Linked DNA regions of Homo sapiens: region 2 is linked to region 1. A link is a loop called in an ENCODE intact Hi-C map of the cell type or tissue named here. Cell type or tissue: A673. All regions are shown on one strand. Each heading gives the region's core, and the rest is flanking DNA. Links, peaks and the distances in the headings are about the cores only. Region 1 has its middle 47 kb from the start of LAS1L. Region 2 overlaps VSIG4 (V-set and immunoglobulin domain containing 4).

The links. A loop is a pair of places that touch in the nucleus more often than their neighbours do. Peaks named below come from ENCODE experiments on the same cell type or tissue, not always from the same donor. Only the 100,000 strongest peaks of a DNase experiment are listed, where the experiment ranks them.
Region 2: it touches region 1 in a loop (4-fold over the local background); 3 of 110 quality-filtered maps call a loop at or near these places.

The regions. Positions count from the first base shown.
Region 1 is chrX:65,577,208-65,585,922 of GRCh38, forward strand. No RefSeq gene overlaps it. Among named protein-coding and RNA genes, the nearest start is that of LAS1L, 47 kb to the left of the region's middle. In A673, for the core only: a CTCF peak has its summit at 4,884 (motif pointing right); a DNase peak (open chromatin) is centred at 4,924.
Region 2 is chrX:66,027,105-66,035,819 of GRCh38, forward strand. It overlaps VSIG4 (V-set and immunoglobulin domain containing 4), which reads right to left. Exons shown (of 8, transcript NM_007268.3): 2 at 6,370-6,726; 3 at 5,364-5,645; 4 at 946-1,008; 5 at 345-422. Among named protein-coding and RNA genes, the nearest start is that of VSIG4, 8.6 kb to the right of the region's middle. RefSeq lists an enhancer at 5,421-6,620. In A673, for the core only: a CTCF peak has its summit at 4,013 (motif pointing right); no DNase peak of the experiment used is centred there.

The DNA of each region.
Region 1 (8,715 bases), core at 421-8,420:
AACTTCCCTTTAGGCTTCTTCACCTTCAAGTCAGTGGTGGTGGAGAGCAGAGAGGAGCATTGACCTAGACAGGCCCTGAGATTATTTTTCCAGAGATAAGTGTCTATCTCATGAATGCACAGTTTATCAGGACCCATTCATTAGGTTTCTTCTGGGTGGAGTGTTTTCATGGAAGTTGGAAAGGAGCCTTCACACTTTGGTCTCCTGCTCACTGAGGAGGCAGGACCTATGTATCCAGATATTGAGGTGCCATCCTCTAGTTAGACTAGATGGCAGTACCACATGGGGTGAGGGGTTGTGGGGGTGGCCCCAGGCTGAGGGTTCAGCTTCATGCCTTTTTTAAAGCTCCCTCTGTACAACCTTCTCTTTTCCTTTTTTCCCTTAACTTCTTTTGTCTCTTGATTGTTACTCACTCCTCTCATTCCCCAACAGCCCTCTCTACCATTCTTCCATTGTTTTGCTTCCTGCCTATCATTCCCTGGCCATAAGCATCCAAAATGAATACTCGGCTGGGTGTGATGGCTAACGCCTGTAATCCCAGCACTTTGGGAGGCCGAGGTGGGTGGATTGCTTGAGGTCAGGAGTTCGAGACTAGCCTGGCCAACATGGTGAAACCCAGTCTCTACTAAAAAAAAAAAAAAAATTAGCCAGGCATGATGGTGTGTGCCTGTAATACTAGCTGCTTGGGAGACTGAGGCAGGAGAATCACTTGAACCTGGGAGGCAGAGGTTGCAGTGAGCCGAAACGGTGCCACTGCACTCTGGCCTGGGGTGACAGAGCAAGACTCTATTTCGGAAACAACAACAACAACAACAACAAAAACCTAAAATGAATACTCACAAATGCATTCACTTATACCCAGCTGTACAAAAGATGGCTCTCTAATTCCTGGGGGAAAGCCAAGCAAGGTGAAGAGGATACAGATGTTGTAGAGCAATTCATTGCTCCCAAGGTCTTCAAAACTCAGCAGAGGTCCCAGTGAGAATTCAGGGATCAGGCTAGCCAACCTCGGTTGAGAAAGACCCCATGTCCTTCCCTTCCCTTCCTTTCCTTTTTTGTTTTTTCTCTTCCTTATTCTTACTCCTTTGAAAAATTCCTTGCTTTCCTTTTCTTTAAATATGACAAAGGCTCCCTCACCAGGGGTGACTTTCAAGAGCAGGGCCATGCAAGGAATAAGAGGACTGTGTGGAAATGGCTCTCTCCTCCTCACAATGTTTCTTTAACTGAAGAGAGAGCAAGGAAACCATTTCCATTCCTACTGCTTCCTTAGGTCTCCCCAGGAACAGATGGTTACTGTCAAAACCAGTGAGTGGATAAGCTGGTTGAGAGGAAGCCCCTGCTAGCAGAGTATAGAGGGCTGGGCCCTGGATTAGGAGTCCAGAGCCCTTTATATATCCATGGGAGGGAGGTAAACAGGGAGAGAGGGAGAAGGAAGCAGAGGGAGAGAGAGGGAAAAGGAAGTAGTATATTCTAAGCTATTTCCTACAGAATCTTTTTCTTGCTTAGATGTAAGTCCAGGTCTGGCAAGGGCAGGGTGGGCAGAGGGAACAGTGGTGGGCATGGGATGGGCACAAAAGTGCCTCTGTCCTCTGTGCTGAGGATTCAAGGTGAGGTGAGAACCAGACTTAGTGTCTCCATGAATCAAAAATATGGAGTGGAAAAGCAAAAAATTTAGTTGAAGGAACTTTTTATTTGGTAAGCTTCATGCCAAGAAGCTCAGCTAATTGTTTTCCACTAAATCAATCAGGTGAACCAATTTGACCAAAACGGACCAAATGGTCTGCTTAGTTTTGATGTCATGTAAACAATAACTTCTCCCTGGGCCCCAGTTTTCCTACTAATACTAGTCTTATGTATGATGCCTATTACTTATATAATAGCAACACTATAGAATTATTTCTTAGGTTAGTTTCTCTGGTTCGGGATACACTTCTCCCCCACCTTCAATTCCAAAACAGCTGCTCAGAGCTAGAAGAGAGCTGCATTCCTTTTTTTTAACAGCTACTCAGAGGTAGAAGAGAGCTGCATTCCACCCCCCACACACCCTTTTTTTTTTTTTTTTTTTTTTTTTTGAGATGGAGTCTCACTCTGTTGCCTAGGCTGGAGTACAGTGGTGCAATCTCGGCTCACTGCAACTTCCACCTCCTGAGTTCAAGTGATTCTCATGCCTCAGCCTCCCCAGTAGCTAGAATTACAGGGGCCCACCATCACGCCCAACTAATGTCTGTATTTTTAGTAGCAACGGGGTTTCTCCATGTTGGCCAGGCTGGTCTCAAACTCCTGATTTCAGGAGATCCACCCATCTCGGTCTGTCAAAGTGCTGGGATTACAGGAATGAGCCACCGCACCTGGGCATGCATTCCTCCTCTTAAAATTTCATTCTTTGACATTCCAGTGAAGGATGAGGAGTTTATCTGCAACATGGCAGCTGTTAACCTGGAAGGTCTGCACAAAGTGGCCCAATTGTAGTAGCATTCCAGTTGGGATCAGACCCCAGTGCTGCCTCCTCTAACCAGCATCCAAACTTCTAATCCTAGGCTGGCTGGATATCCTTCAAATCTTCTGGGTTCCATGGAGTTGGTTAGACTTTTCCTTTCCTTCCCACCTCCAGTCCTACCCCATCTCTCCCATCCTTTACCTGGCCCAGACACTTTTCTAGGATAAAGGCTTATTTTCAGCACTCTATCGCTTATTATCTCTTTCTTTTTCTCAGGTGATTTTGCCCCCTCCCGCCTTGAGTCTTGATTTGGCTACAACATAAGAGGATGTCTGATGCAAACTAGCTAAAACCATGTAAAAGCTTTCAACTTGGGAAACACTAAGCTCCCCAAAGTCAGGTGCCAGCTCCTTTCTAAAGCCCTGGCTTCCTAGTTCAAGCCCCATACCTAATAGGCTATGGGTTGAGGACAAAGTTTGCCTTAGATCATAGAGATTTCCAAGTTGCTGCAGGTGTTTGAGTACCTAGTCACTGGAAATGGGCATTGAGGGGTAGGAGGAGTTGGGCCTTGATTATCAAAATGTGATTTTGACTAGAATGATCTGAGATCTATCCAGCACGGATATTCTCCGTCTAATCAACTTCATCTCTCTGAGCCTCAGTTTCCTCCTTTGCAAAATAGAGATAACTCCGCTGGGTGTAGTAGCTCACACCTGTAATCCCAGCACTTTGGGAGGCGGGAGGATCACTTGAGCCCAGGAGTTCAAGAGCAACCTGGGCAACACAGAGAGACTCCATCTGTATTAGACAGACAGAGAGAGAGAGAGAGAGAGAGAAAGAGGGAGCTCTCCACATCCTGCCAACTTCACAGAGCTATGGGGGTGCTAATTAGATGGCCATCCAGGTGGTAACCTATTATGGCCAGATTGCCCTGGCATTCTAATTGTTAGATGTTGAAAAGTAGCTGAAGTATATGGAATACTCCATGGATGTAAAGAGGTTAGATAACAAGTATTAGAATCATCCGAGCTCCAGAATCAGCATCCCTTTGGGGTGAGGGGACAACTCCAGGAGACAATGGCATTGTATGCTCCAGGTCTGAAGAGGGGAATGGATGGAAGAGAAACTTGTGGTCTGAGCCCTTCATGTATGGAAAGTTGTCTTGCTTTACTCCTAGGAGTTCCAAGCCAACCAGGAAATTGATTTCTAAGATCACTTCATTTAAACATCATTGGGCTGCATAAATTCCATCTCAGCCCACAAAATATGCTTTGACCCCTGCCTAAGCTCCTATTACCCCCACTGGTCTCCATTTTCCCTTCACTTATTATCCTTTCCTCCCCTCACCCAATTTTCTAAGCACCACAACCAGCCTGCCAGCAGCCAGCTCACTCAGGGCCTCATCCTTTGGACAAATTCCTAGAACTCACGGCCCAGATGGGAGAATAATGAAGATTCATTTACCCCAGGACTCTTGCTTGATTTGTTGTTGAGCCTCTGCCTGATTTTCAGTCATCAGCCCCCAATTTTATTCCCAGAGCCAGCAAGGGCCAAGCCTCATTTTCCTGGGGGCCCAAATCCTCCCCCATTTTCCTTCCATCCAGGCTTCAAGCCAGAGGCCAAACGGGGGTCAAGGATGACGGCTCATTGGCAGGGCCAAGCAGGTGGCCCTGCCCTAGGTTCAGCCCTAGGGAGCTTCTTGTTTTCTCCTGAACTTCCAAGAATCTCCATTCCCAGATGAGGCATGCTGTCAGATCTTGGCATATGACACCAAATATGTCCCCCTTTCCCTCTTCTGCCTGAGTCTAAATGTCCCTTTTCCTTTGACCTACAATGTAGAAGATTCTTGCTAAGAGCTGGATGAGGAAGGCTTCATGGGGTGGGGCGGGGCGGGGGGTGGTGGGTCGCATCAACTAGAGTGCAATTCTATGTGCGAAGAGGGAAAAGCCCAGCTTCCGAACCTCCAAGATAGCTTGTTTAAAATTTCTATTGAAAGAATCTAGGGGTATTTACCTCTCAGCTCTGGACGCTGAGTTTTCAGACCTGCATATTTTGGGTAGAAGGGCCTGTGTCAGGCTGTGAAGCCAGTTCCTGGCAGGCCAAATGTGGCAAAGAACCATTCAGTAAAGCAGCCAGCCCAGCAACACAGGCCCAGGAGGCAGCTTCGGAGCTGGTTCAGCTACAGAAGGTCTGAGACGCCTCTTCCAAGCCCCTTTAGGAAGCCTGACTCTCTGGCTTTCAAGCTGCCTGCTGTCCCCAATCCCTCTCTTTCTGGTGCAGACACTGAAGAAAACGGTTGTCTCTTGTTTCCTGCCTGGAGCAGCTGGGGCTACTTGAATATTCTGCGGGATATTCCTGGAAGGTGACCTCCCTGTATCCTCCTCTTTCGGAGACAAAGGCAAAGCAGGATGTGGTTGGGAATTACACTTTTAAGGAACAGGACCATTAGGTGACGCTAAGCCTCTTAGCCACTATGTGGCGCCATTTACCCATTTTTCTGTGCAAGGTTAGTGGGCGGTGGCTACACGCAAAGCAAACCAAATATCAAAACTCGAAAACTTTTCAGGGATCTAGTTCTGACTAGGCTCCTAATATGTTGAGGGTACTTGGGCAAATCTCTTGACCTCTAGGCGCCTCAGTTCCTCATTTTGTGAAATAGGAGACAGATGGTGGGGGGGTCCCTGAAATCCCTTCCAGCTTCATAATTTTGCAACTATGTGAGTGAATTCCCAATGAACATCCAAGCGATGCAATTTTGGGCCTTTGGGTCACACACAGGGTGGGTAAAAAAAAAAAAATAAAAGCGCACAAGGGCCAAGGCATGGGTTTGGGGGTGAGGGTGAGAAGGGGGTGGTCATGGAAGCAGGGATCCTCTACAACACATGGGCCAGGATTTTTCTTGAGCTTTCCATGGCGCTAGGGAAAAGATAAGGAGCCATTCATTTGCTTAGTAAACATTGATCACAAACTAGATGCCAGGCACTGTGTGATAGAGGCAAGGCTGCGGTGGTGGGTGGGAGAGAAGTGAATGGTGGGTGGGACACCAAGATGAGTAAACCTCAAAGTGTTTACCAGCCAGTGGGGAATAGATGAGTAAACAAATAACCAGTGCACAAGGAAGAATGGAGTCTGTGCTAAATAGAACTATAAACTGCTGGAGGTGACAGGGAGGAAGGAGGGATATATTCTGACCAGATAAGAAAGGTCTCACAGAGGAGGAGCCATTTTAACTGGGCTTTGAAAGATGAACAGATGTCTGTGTGTGGTGGGGGAGGGGTTTGGAGAAAGGGAGAGCAGGAGGGGGAGGGAAAGGCAGGCATTCTGGGCAGAAGGAATGGCTTAAGGAAAAATGAGGGATGGGTACATTATGCTGTTTTGGCGGAATAGGGAGTAGTCTGAGGTGGCAGGAGAGACGGAGTGGGAAAAGAGTTCACAAAAATGGTTTGGGGCCAGATTCTGGATTTACAGAGACTTTTCACCTGGTCAGATAAGGTACAGAGCGTATGGGACAGGCTCCCAAGATATGGACAGAGTTCTAGCCCTCCCGTATGGAGAGGGCAAGACCCAGTACTTCATACGTATACAAGGCCACCAAGGGACAGTTAAGGTGAACAAGGCAGGCAAGCCTGACTGAAAGTATGGTAGATTAAAGGGGAAGGGAGCCTGAGAGGGCATTCTGAAGGAGGGCAGTCTTCCAACAGCGAGTATTCCACTCTCCTCTGTCCTAAAACCTACATAGTAGAAGCTTTTAAAAATTATTTAACTTATTATTATTATTTTTTTTTGAGACAGAGTCTCGCTCTGTCACCCAGGCAGGAGTGCAATGGCATGATCTCAGCTCACTGCAACCTCAGCCTCCTGAGCAGTTGGGATTAAAGGTGCTCACCACTATGCCTGGCTAATTTTTGTATTTTTAGTAGAGACAGAGTTTTACCATATTGGCCAGGCTGGTCTCCAGCTCCTGACCTCAGGTGATCCACCTGCCTCAGCCTCCCAAGGTGCTGGGATTACAGGCGTAAGCCACTGTGGCTGGCTTATTTAACTTTTATTTTAGGTTCAGGTTTGTTATATAGGTAAATTGCATGTCACGGGGGTTTGACTGTAGATTATTTAGTCACCCAGGTAATAAGCACAGTACCCGATAGGTAGTTTCTCAATCCTCTCCCTCCTTCCACCCTTCACCCTCAAGTAGGCCCTGGTTTCTGTTGTTTCCCTCTCTGTGTCCATGTGTTCTCATCATTTAGTTCCCACTTATAAATGAGAGGATGCAGTATTTGGTTTTCTGTTCCTCATTAGTTCACTTAGGATAATAGCCTCCAGTTCCATTCATGTTGTTGCAAGGCACATGTTATCACTCCTTTTAATGACTGTGTAGTATTCCTTTTCTTTTTTTGGAGACAGATTCTTGCTCTATTGACATGGCTGGAGTGCAGTGGCATGATCTTGGCTCACTGCAACCTCCACCTCCTGGGCTCAAGGGATTCTCATGCCTTAGCCTCTTGAATAGCTGGGGTTACCGGTGTGTACCACCATTGCCAGCTACTTTTTGTATTTTTGGTAGAGATGGGGTTTTGCCATGTTGCCCAGGCTGGTCTCGAACCCCTGGCCTCAAGTGATCCACCAGCCTTGGCCTCCCAAAGTGCTGGGATTACAGGCGTGAGCCACTGCATGCAGGCTTTTTATGTCTACATAGTATTCTATGGTTTATATGCACCACATTTTCTTTATTATTATTATTATTATTATTATTGAGACAAGGTCTGACTCTGTCGCCCAGGCTGGAGTGCAGTGGCATGATCTCAGCTCACTGCAACCTCTGCCTCCCGGGCTCAAGTGATTCTTGTGCCTCGGCCTCTCAAGTAGCTGAGACTACAGGCGTGTGCCACCACACCTGGCTACTTTTTGCATTTTTAGTAGAGATAGGGTTTCACGATGTTTCCCATGCTGTCTTGAACTCCTGGGCTCAAACAATCCTCCTGCCTTGACCTCCCAAAGTGCTGGGATTACAGGCATGAGCCACCGCACCTGGCCCCACATTTTCTTTATCCAGTCTATCATTGATGGTCATTTAGGTTTATTCCATGTCTTTGCTATTGTGAATAGTGCTGCAATGAATATAGGCGCGCATGTGTCTCTATAATGGAACAATTTATATTCCTTTGGTTGGGTGTATACCCAGCAATGGGATTGCTGGGTCGAATGGGAATTCTGTTTTGAGTTCTTTGAGAAACTGCCACACTGCTTTCTTTTATTTATTTATTTATTTTGAGACAGGGTCTCTGTTACCCAGGGTGGAGTGTAGTGGCATGATCATAGCTCATTGTAGCCTCAAACTTCTGGGCTCAAGTGATCCTCCCACTTCAGCCTCCCAAATTGCTAGGATTACAGGTGTGTGCCACCATGCCTGGCTAATGTTATTATTTTTTTATTTTGTAGAGACAGGGTTTTGCTATGTTGCCCAGACTGGTCTCAAACTCCTTGTCGCAAGTGATCCTCCCGCCTCAGCCTCCCAAAGTGCTGGGATTACAGGAGTGAGCCACCATGCCTGGTCCTACACTGCTTTCCACAGTGGCTGAACTAATTTACATTCCCACCAGCAGTGTATTCACATTCCCTTTTCTCCACAGCCTTGCCAGCATCTGTTATTTTTTGGCTTTTTAATGCTAGCCATTGTGACTGGTGTGAGATAGTATCTCACTGTGGTTTTGATTTGCATTTCTCTAATGATAAGTGATGTTGAACGTTTTTTCATATGCTTGTTGGCTGCATGCGTGTCTTCTTTTGAACAGTGTCGGTCGGACGCGGTGGCTAATGCCTGTAATCCTAGCACTTTGGGAGGCTGAGGCGGGCGGTTCACGAGGTCAGGAGTTCGAGACCAACAATGTGGCCAACATAGTGAAACCTCGTCTCTACTAAAAATACAAAAAATTAGCCAGGCGTGGTGGCAGGTGCCTGTAGTCCCAGCTACTTCGGAGGCTGAGGCAGGAGAATACCTTGAACCCGGGTGGCAGAGGTTGCGGTGAGCTGAGATCGCACCACTGCACTCCAGCCTGGGCAACAAGAGTGAAACTCCATCTCAAAAACAAAACAAAACAAAACAAACAAACAAACAAACAAAAAAAGAAAACTGTTCATGTCCTTTGCTCACTTTTTAATGGGGTTGTAGTTTTTTGCTTGTTAATTTAAGTTTCTTATAGATTGTGGATATTAGACCTTTGTTGGATGCAGAGTTTGACAGTATTTTCTCCCATTCTGTAGATTGTGTTTACTTTGTTGAT
Region 2 (8,715 bases), core at 244-8,243, 450 kb after region 1:
GCCATTATCCTTACCTGGTTGAGGTCATGATGTCATAATGTCCCTATCCATATTCTTGCTCAGAATGTTTGGAAAGCATATTACTATGACAACAGAGAACTAAATAAAGGGCACATTTATCACTCCCCTTAACCTCACTCTGACTTTGCTCATCTCTGGATCTGTATCTCTCTCTCTACATCCTACCCACTTTACCCATCCTCAGTGCCCTTGACCATTGCTTGGCACATAGCAGGTAATGATTTGCAGATTTCAATGCTGTAGAACAGTGTGCATAAGGGAAAGTTTTGGTCACAAAGCTTAGAGTCAAGAAGAAAAGATAGAAATCCTGACAATATTCCTACCTGGCCCAGCACTGGTCTCTCCAAGGTAGCCATCCATGTCAGTGGTCCAGTCCCAGGACTGCTTCACTGTAGATGTTGCTATGAATATAGAGAATAGGGTCAGAGATGTCTCTCTTCTTTCAAAAAGTTGAGAGATAGGAGATGGTTGCAAAGGTTGGAGTCCTTCCCTGGCCATTTGTGCTGTACTTTCCAGGGTACCTGACCATGTTATCAACCACTAGTACCATGAGATAAGGCATCTTCATTTCTTACTGTTAGGTGTGGGCAGTGAGAAGAATTCCCATCGAGGGGAGGTAATGTACCCAAAGTCACACAGCAAGTCAAACTAGGAGCAGAATAGAATTTAGTGTTCTTGTTTTTTGTATTTCCAATGGGAGTAATTCTAACCCTCTCTTTCCTTTTGCCTCAGAAGTTTTCACAAAAAAAGAGTATATATTCATCATTGTTACCTTTCTTTTGTTTCCATTCCTTTACTGCTATGTTCTCTCTGAGGAACCAAGTGACTGTTTATTAGCCATTCCATGGCATTGTGATTCCTTTCTTGGCTACGATGACACCATTTTGAACCTCTACTACTTCCTCAGACTCTAGCAAAACTCACCTTTCAAGGGGTATGTCATGGTTGTAGGTGCCTCAGTCTTGGTCTTGAGTAGCTTTGAGGAGTCTGCAAGGAAAAGGGAACCGATTGAAGGGACCTGGTACCCTTTGGTGAATAGTTTAATGCCCTAGGGAAATAGGAAGTAAGTAAAGGCCATTCAGGTCCATACTTGGACCTGCCTCAACACTTCTGTCATGATGCTGGTAAGTCCTGTGTTGCTTGTTCATCTTTCATACATCAATCAAGGACAGAGTTTTTAACCCAGGATTAATAGATCTCGAAGGAACCTGTAGCTAGAGTTCAGAGAGTCAGTCAACTTGGATGGGAAAATATATTTTATTTTTACTAACTTCTAACTGAGACCTAGTAATTAATTCTCTTGAGAGAAACTTGGGAAGTATCATAAAGAAAGTGGCAATGGGTGACATCAGTGAAAATGGTGACATAATAACCTCCAGAAATTTACCCTTTAACAACATCAGTGAAATAATGCAAAATTTGACGTAATCAACTTTTTTTTTTTTTTTTTTTTTTTTTTAGAATTTTGCAAAATAGCCAAAGGTTTGCAGCACCTTAGACAGGATTTATGGAAGAAAAATATCCCAGTTTTGGTAAGAACAGCAAGCTTTGTGCTGTTTTAACTTCTCCTAGTCCCCTTACCCCTTCTACCTCAGAGGTAATCTTGAACATACAACCCCATTCCAGGTGCTGGAGTGAGCCCAACAAACTTCATTTTTGAATAATTGCCATTATTTGGCCTGTCTGGTGGTTCCCTGAAAGACCTGACTCAAAAGACTTGTTTTATTGGTCACCCAGTGCTAAGAGCCTCTCCCCAGGGATGGGGTAGCATTTGTCACACAGCTGCCTGAGGCAATGGATAATAGGCGAGAAAACAAAAAAAACTAACCAAAATAGCCTTAAAAATGGTTGAGGAATAAGATTTCCATAGGGATTTTGAAGAGTTCTGACACAGTTCTGGGAAACTAGGAGGCCACACACAAGCACAGGGCCATGTACCTGCTCAGAAAAGACATGAGAAAACCATAAGCTTCTCCCTCTTGCTAGCAGAGGAAACAGCATGCTCCGTTTTAGATGTGGCGAAACATATTAGTAGATAAGTCTGGATAGGTAGGCTGAAAACAGACTAAAAGGGTTTGGGCTTTGTTCTTTAGTTGGAAAGATCCATGGGGTGTAACAGAAGGTTACACCTTTTGAGAAAGGTTTACTTCCTTTTGAGAAAGGAAGCAAAAATTGTTCAGTCTATTTTTTTTGGAAATAATTCTGACAACAGTGTGGTAGGATTTTCAAAGGTAAGGCAATAGCATATTTTCCCCATTCATTAACAAATACAGTATTCATCTAGTGTCTAGTGTCTTCTTTGTGCCAGATACTTTGCTGGGCTCTGAAAAACAGCAATGAAGTAGACAGGTAGAATTCTGCACTCTTGAATTTTATAATCTAGTGACATAAAATATATACTCAATAAATATTGAATAAGTTGATGACTTCGTAAGAATGTATGAACATGGGGAGAACATTTAGAAGATGATTGAAATTGTTTTTTAAAAAAGAATATGAGACCATGAGGGTATAGGAAGAGAAAGAAAGAGCCTAATAAGGTATCTGATTCAGTAGGTGAATTCACAGCACTTGGTAATATTGATGATTATTTGACGATGCGAGGTAAAAGAGAAGGAGGAGTCAAAGGTACTGCTATGTTTTCTAACAGGTTTGAGGAACAGGTTTGGTGAGTAAAAGGTACGATCAGTTTTGAACACGCTGAAATTAGAAATGAAGCTGTCCAGAAGGTAACTAGACACTGGGATCTAGCAGTCAGGAAAAAATAAATACAGATAATATTATGGTTGGAGAGTCATCAGACTACAGGTGATATTTGAAGCCACAGAAGTAAATAAAATCTCCTGATAATATAGAAATACATGCAGAGATGAATAAGAATTGAGTCTTTGAGAACATTTACAATTAAGGAGTGAATGAAAAAAGAGCCAACAAAGGTGTCTCAGAAGGATCATTCAGGAAGGTCTTAGAAGAACCAAGATAAGTTGGTGTCATCAATAGCAGTGATTAAAAGAATATTGAGGTGGAAGAAATGGCCAACAGGATCCACTGCTACACAGATGTTGAGGAGGAAAAGTATGAATGGAGAGGTCTTGGGATTTGGTGATATGGAGGTTAATGATGACCCCAAATTACAAAGTTATGTTGTGGTGAATGAATTGAGAGGTTCAGCTGGTGGAAGCTACCTTCGTGAGAAGGTTGGTAGTGAACATAGGAGAGATGAGGTGGCAGATGGAGAGAAAGATTTTTGAAAAATAACATATATATATGTATGTATTAGGCTTGCATACTGACATATATACATATATTATACATGCATATCTATTTGGCTTAGGTAGAGGATAAAGGGTATTGCAGGGCATTGGAGTAGCTGATGTTAAGAGTTCAGGAGGAGGGGCTTGTTGTGGAGAGGAGCAAAGCATACCTTACTCTGAGCCAAGAGGAAATGGATAGGGAAATATCAAGGCAGAGAGGAGGGTAGTTGATAAAATTCACATATGAAGAGGGTCTGGACCTTCTTACAGAGGAAGGAAGTTACCTTATCTTTTAGGAGCAAGGCTGGGGGCCTGAAATAAGGTAGAAATGTGCTGAAAAGCTGCTATGAGGAATGAGACAAAGATAAGCAAATAGACACACGGCATGGGGTCAGGCAGTACATATCGCAGAGCATAAAATTCAAGTGGAGTCAATTCATATCTGTGTTTTGTTTTGTTCGTCAGCAAAGCTCAGCAGTCCAAGAACATGAGCAAAAGCAGGGCCTCCAGAGTCATTCTAGAACTAAAGAACAGTGCAGAGTGAGGTGGAAGGGTGAAAGGGCTGAGAGTTCCGTAGGGCAGAGGTGAAATAGGGGGTCAGACTCAGGGGACAAGGTTGGGTGGACAGGGAGGCAGGTAGAGGTAGCCAGGAAAGATTACGTTGGCTCACAGAGCAGGGAAGAGTGGAAGGCTGAGAATAACTTCCCTGAGCCTCAGTTTTCCTATCTGTCAGTAGGGGGCAATGGCGAGCACTGCTTAACAGCACTGTAATAAGCATTGACTGTGAGAAGGAATAAACAGGAGGGTTTACTGTGAGCAAGTTCTTGCCTAGGTGGTCTGAGAAGTAACTCACAGAAAGGCAAGAATGTTCAATTAGTCTCTTTATGAAGTATACATTCTTGGGCTTTCTGGTCACGCCCTGCCCTCTCTGCTTGACCAGACTGTCAGCTCTTAGAGAACTGGGACACTGTTCATATAACTTTCAGGGCGGACCACTCTTGTTCCTCCCAAAACTAACAAACCATGATCTACAGCACACACATCCTCACTACAGCTTAACTTTGGGAAACAAATTCCTCCAGGCAAACACAAGAGTCTCAAACCAACATCAGTCTCCTAGCCCAAATGGTAATAAGCCATTTGGGCTAGGTTTACGCCCTCTCCTTACACAGAACTATCCTCAGAAGACAATAATTTTCAGATGGTTCTGAGGGCAATTCCCTAAAATCAGTTAGTTTCCAACATGTTTTGGGCAATGGTAACCTTGTTGGGGTGTCTTTCTTTCCAAGGAGATCTCTTGAAAGCTAAGAAAACTCATCTGGACATATCACTGCTGGACTCTTCATTTAAGCCTCAGCTTACAGTCTTTATATGCATAGTTTGTAGTGCTCCCAGGACAGTGCTGTAAGAAATAGTCAGATCTTGATTAACAAGAGCCCATCTTAAAGGATACTTCAACCAGAACTTGTATTTGGGTTTACAATGAAGTGGGGGAGGGAAGTTAAAAGAAAGCATGTAGATATATTAGATCAAGCCTAATCAAACAAGCAAAACAATAACCAAACAAACAGAACACACAAACAAAAAACAACAGCTTTCAAAGGGTGCCCAGGATCTGATATAGATTCAACCATGAGAAACAATCAGACATAGTAGGAAGAGCATGAAATCTGAGTACAAATCCAGATTTATACTTCCTTGCTGTGAGACCATGGGCAAGTAGATTCCCCTTTCTGACTCTGTTTCCTCTTCTGTAAAGTAAGAGTAATGATAACTATCTCATGGGACAGTTGTGGGGATTCAATGAGAAAATGTGTGTCAAGTTATTGTACTTTGTATCTGGCAAATACAATGTGCTAGTAAATCTCTCTTTCCTTTACCGTCTTTATCTACTTAACCTATGGCATGATAGGCAATGTCTCTATCCCTGTTGTCCCCAGTCCAAGTTTTTTTTCTTTGTGATTGTACAACCATTGCCTGCTTGGGATCCTCCTCTCCCAATTCTTCTTTTGCATAAGGGCACCTTTTGAGGTATCTTTGTTTCAAGCTTGTGTGTTAAGATGCTCACCAGGAAAGAGGGCCGCTCACCTTTGACCACAAACTTCACAATGTCGCTGTGCTGCTCAGAGCCAACCTGGCCCTTGGCAGTGCAGAAATAGGAGCCTGAGTCGGCTATCACCGCAGGCTTGAAGAGTAAGGTACTTAGGGTTGCTACTTTGATGGGTTCCTGGTTATTAGTCTGTTGCTTATACCAAATATAACTGATGGGAGGAGAACCCCGAGCCTGGCATTGAAGGCTAATCCTCATTCCCTGGGGCACCGTGAAGCCATAACCGCTGCCAGTTGTCACTGTGGGCTTGGAGACAGAGACTGCAAAGAAAAGACAAGACAGGAAACTCTGGGCAGTCATAAGGATATGGGACCAAAAGGCTGAATCATTCTTGTTGGGCGTAAGGGCATGCATATATCTGCAACTGGAACTAAAGGGGGCTTCTGACTTTGGAGGAAATAAGAAGGAAAGGGCAATACAAATAAAATGGCTTCCTTTGAAGGTAGGTACTTTTTGGTATTACCCGGGGTTTTGGAATACTTGGAAGTAAAAATCAACTGACCTTTAAAATTAATGTAGTTTGTTCTGGGGCTCAAGTAGAGCTTTTGATTACCTGCAGTTGTGGATTATCAGGGCCAGACTTTTGTAAAATTGTCCAGCAAGCAAACTTATCCTGGCTAACCTCTGCCTCCCTTTCCCCAGAGCTTCTCTATCAGCATCTATCTACAAATTAAATGTACTCATTTTTGAGTTGTAAAGCCCAGAGCCCAAGGAGGGTAACTAGTCCATGGATACTGGCATTTCTGGGACACTCGAAGGGATAGAGATTTGCAGGTCAGGAACCCTTCCCAGCACTTCCTAAATTTAACTATGGGAATGCTGACCCTAAGAATCCTCTGCCTGTCCACTTCCTCTGATAAGCACATATACCTGTGGAGAGCCTCTGTATAAACGAAGGCCTCTGGATTTTTCAGGCTTTTCTAGAATTACATCCACTATTGATTCATTGATTATCAGTGCTTTCCTACCCCCATAGTGACTCACGTTTCTGGACACGGAGCTCAGTAATCTTATCTCTCACGACTTGGTTGCCATCAGGAGTCTGCCAGGTGACTTCACACGTGTAGTGGCTCCGGTCATCCATCTCCAGGGTGCTCAATTGGAGGGATACATCTCCTGGAACCTTGTGGCTCACATGCAGGCGGCCCTGGTACTTTGCCTGCTGGATATGGTCTCCAGAAGAGTCACGTAGAAAGATGGTGACAGGGTCTGAGCCACGTTGTACCAGCCACTTCACCAAGACTTGGGTGTAGCCTTGCAGGGGGTCATAGGTGCAGGGAAGATTCACATCCCCTTTCCAAGGTCCTGTTACACTCTCTGGCACTTCCAGGATGGGACGGCCTGAAGAGGCGGAACAGAGGAAAGAAGCAAACGTAGATGGCATACCTACTTGGCAACTAAGGTGACAGTGACAAACCTCAAAAGGTTTCTGAGAAATGCCACTCAACTTTCTTTCTATCACACTTTTGTGTACCTGTGCCCTTTTGCTCTTTGCCAGCCTTCTCATCAATCAGAACCAGTCTTCAGAATGAAAGCCTTTAACATTGTTTAGATCTTGTGAGTTTCAAGTCCTTTTTATGTTACTGTCTTGCTATGAAGGTGATCCTAGGTAAGTCACCTTCTTACCGTGGAAGATTCATTTACTTCATCTATAATGTGGAGAGTTTGGGTGGTAGGTGCTCTAGATATTCTATCAAATCTGTCATTCTGCAAATCCATGAAAAAATTTTCTTTTCACATTTTCCAAAAGAGATGTGGAAGCAAAAATGCTAAGCATTTGGGTCTGGACTATTTCATTTTGTGTAAATTTGCACCTGGAGAAAGGTGGAGGCTTTTGAGATCAGCAAGAAAGGGCCCTCTGCCCTGTTATCTTCTCTTGTTCCCTTAGAAATCCTCAGTGAGTGGGGTCCCAACCCTAAGATGTTCTCTGGAAGACAGGCAAAAGGAAATACTGAGGGTGGAACCAAGTGTGAGGAAGAAGTCTGGATACACATTCCTGTTTAACAAAATCATTAGCTATTGTTAAATTCAAAACCTGCACTTTGTAAACCTGACTTTTTTTCTGATTTCTTTTGTTTATTTTCCTTTTGGTTTCTCTTAGTTCTTAGCAAGGATACATAGGAAAATTTCATCTTGAGGGGGAAAAGATTGCATCCATTTTTGGTCTAGAGAGGAAAAGGTTCTGAGTGAAATCCTGAAGCTGGCTGTAGTAGGGGTGGTGATAGAAGCAATGGGAGATTGCTCCTTGGCGTGTTTGAGAAGGAAACCCTTGGGGATGGGGGTGGGGGTGGGGAAGGAGGTGGGGATGTTGAAACAGCCATTGCCTCCCATCAGAATTTTCCATCCATAAGCTCTTATTTAGAAGATTTTTTGTTTTATTTAGCTGGGGCCAGGAGTGTGGGGTGGGTATATTTAGGCAATATATTCATGTCTCTCCTAAGAGAGGTGGTTTCAAAGATATGAGGTATTCCTGAATAAAAGTCTTTTATTGAGCCTAGAAATCCCAGTATTCAGTCAAGCGGATGGAAGATGACATCTTTTGGATGGGTTGAGTGTATGCGTTCTAACTCCCAGAATATACTGTCCAGCATCAGGACTTCTGTTAATAGAGATATAAAATCAAGCCTCTAGCCTGTGCCCTCACCAGGGACCCTTAGAACATCAATAGCATATTTTAGTCAAGAAAAAGCCCTTGAGTAGAAAAGAATAAATAACATAAGTCCATGTTGCTAGATCCACTACATACTCTCTGGAATGCTTCGAATTTGGCAGAGAGCAGAACTCAGACCTACGAATGGGAATACAAGAGGGGCAGATTTTGGTTTGCTCTATTTTCCTAATTCTATTTCTTTTTATGTTATTCTTGTCTGCTTTTCACATCGCAGAACAGATGGTTTGCCTTAGAACGAACTTTGTGATTAATCAGAGCTGTCTATGGATGGATTAAACTGTCTGGGGGAAGTTCTAGGCTTTGTTTGGGTCTTAGCCTTGCTCTTTAAGGTCCCTTCTAATCTTAGGTGGTCAAGTGTTAATAGGCTATAATAGAAATAGAAGTTATGTAATTATAGGTTCCAGCTGGTGGTGAATTTTCACCAGGTAGTGGGTTTCACTGTGCCATAGATAGTTCACACCTCCATGTGATTGCAGATACAGCTTTTCATTATCATGGACTCACATGCCCATACATATTTTTGGCCACATGCAAGCACAAACATACCATGCTTAAACCCCATGAAAACTATCTGAGCCTCTTGGTTTAATAGGCTATTTCCCATTAATCTTCCTCTGGACTTTCCCAATGTCCCTCCTCTTCTCTGAAAAGCATTCTCA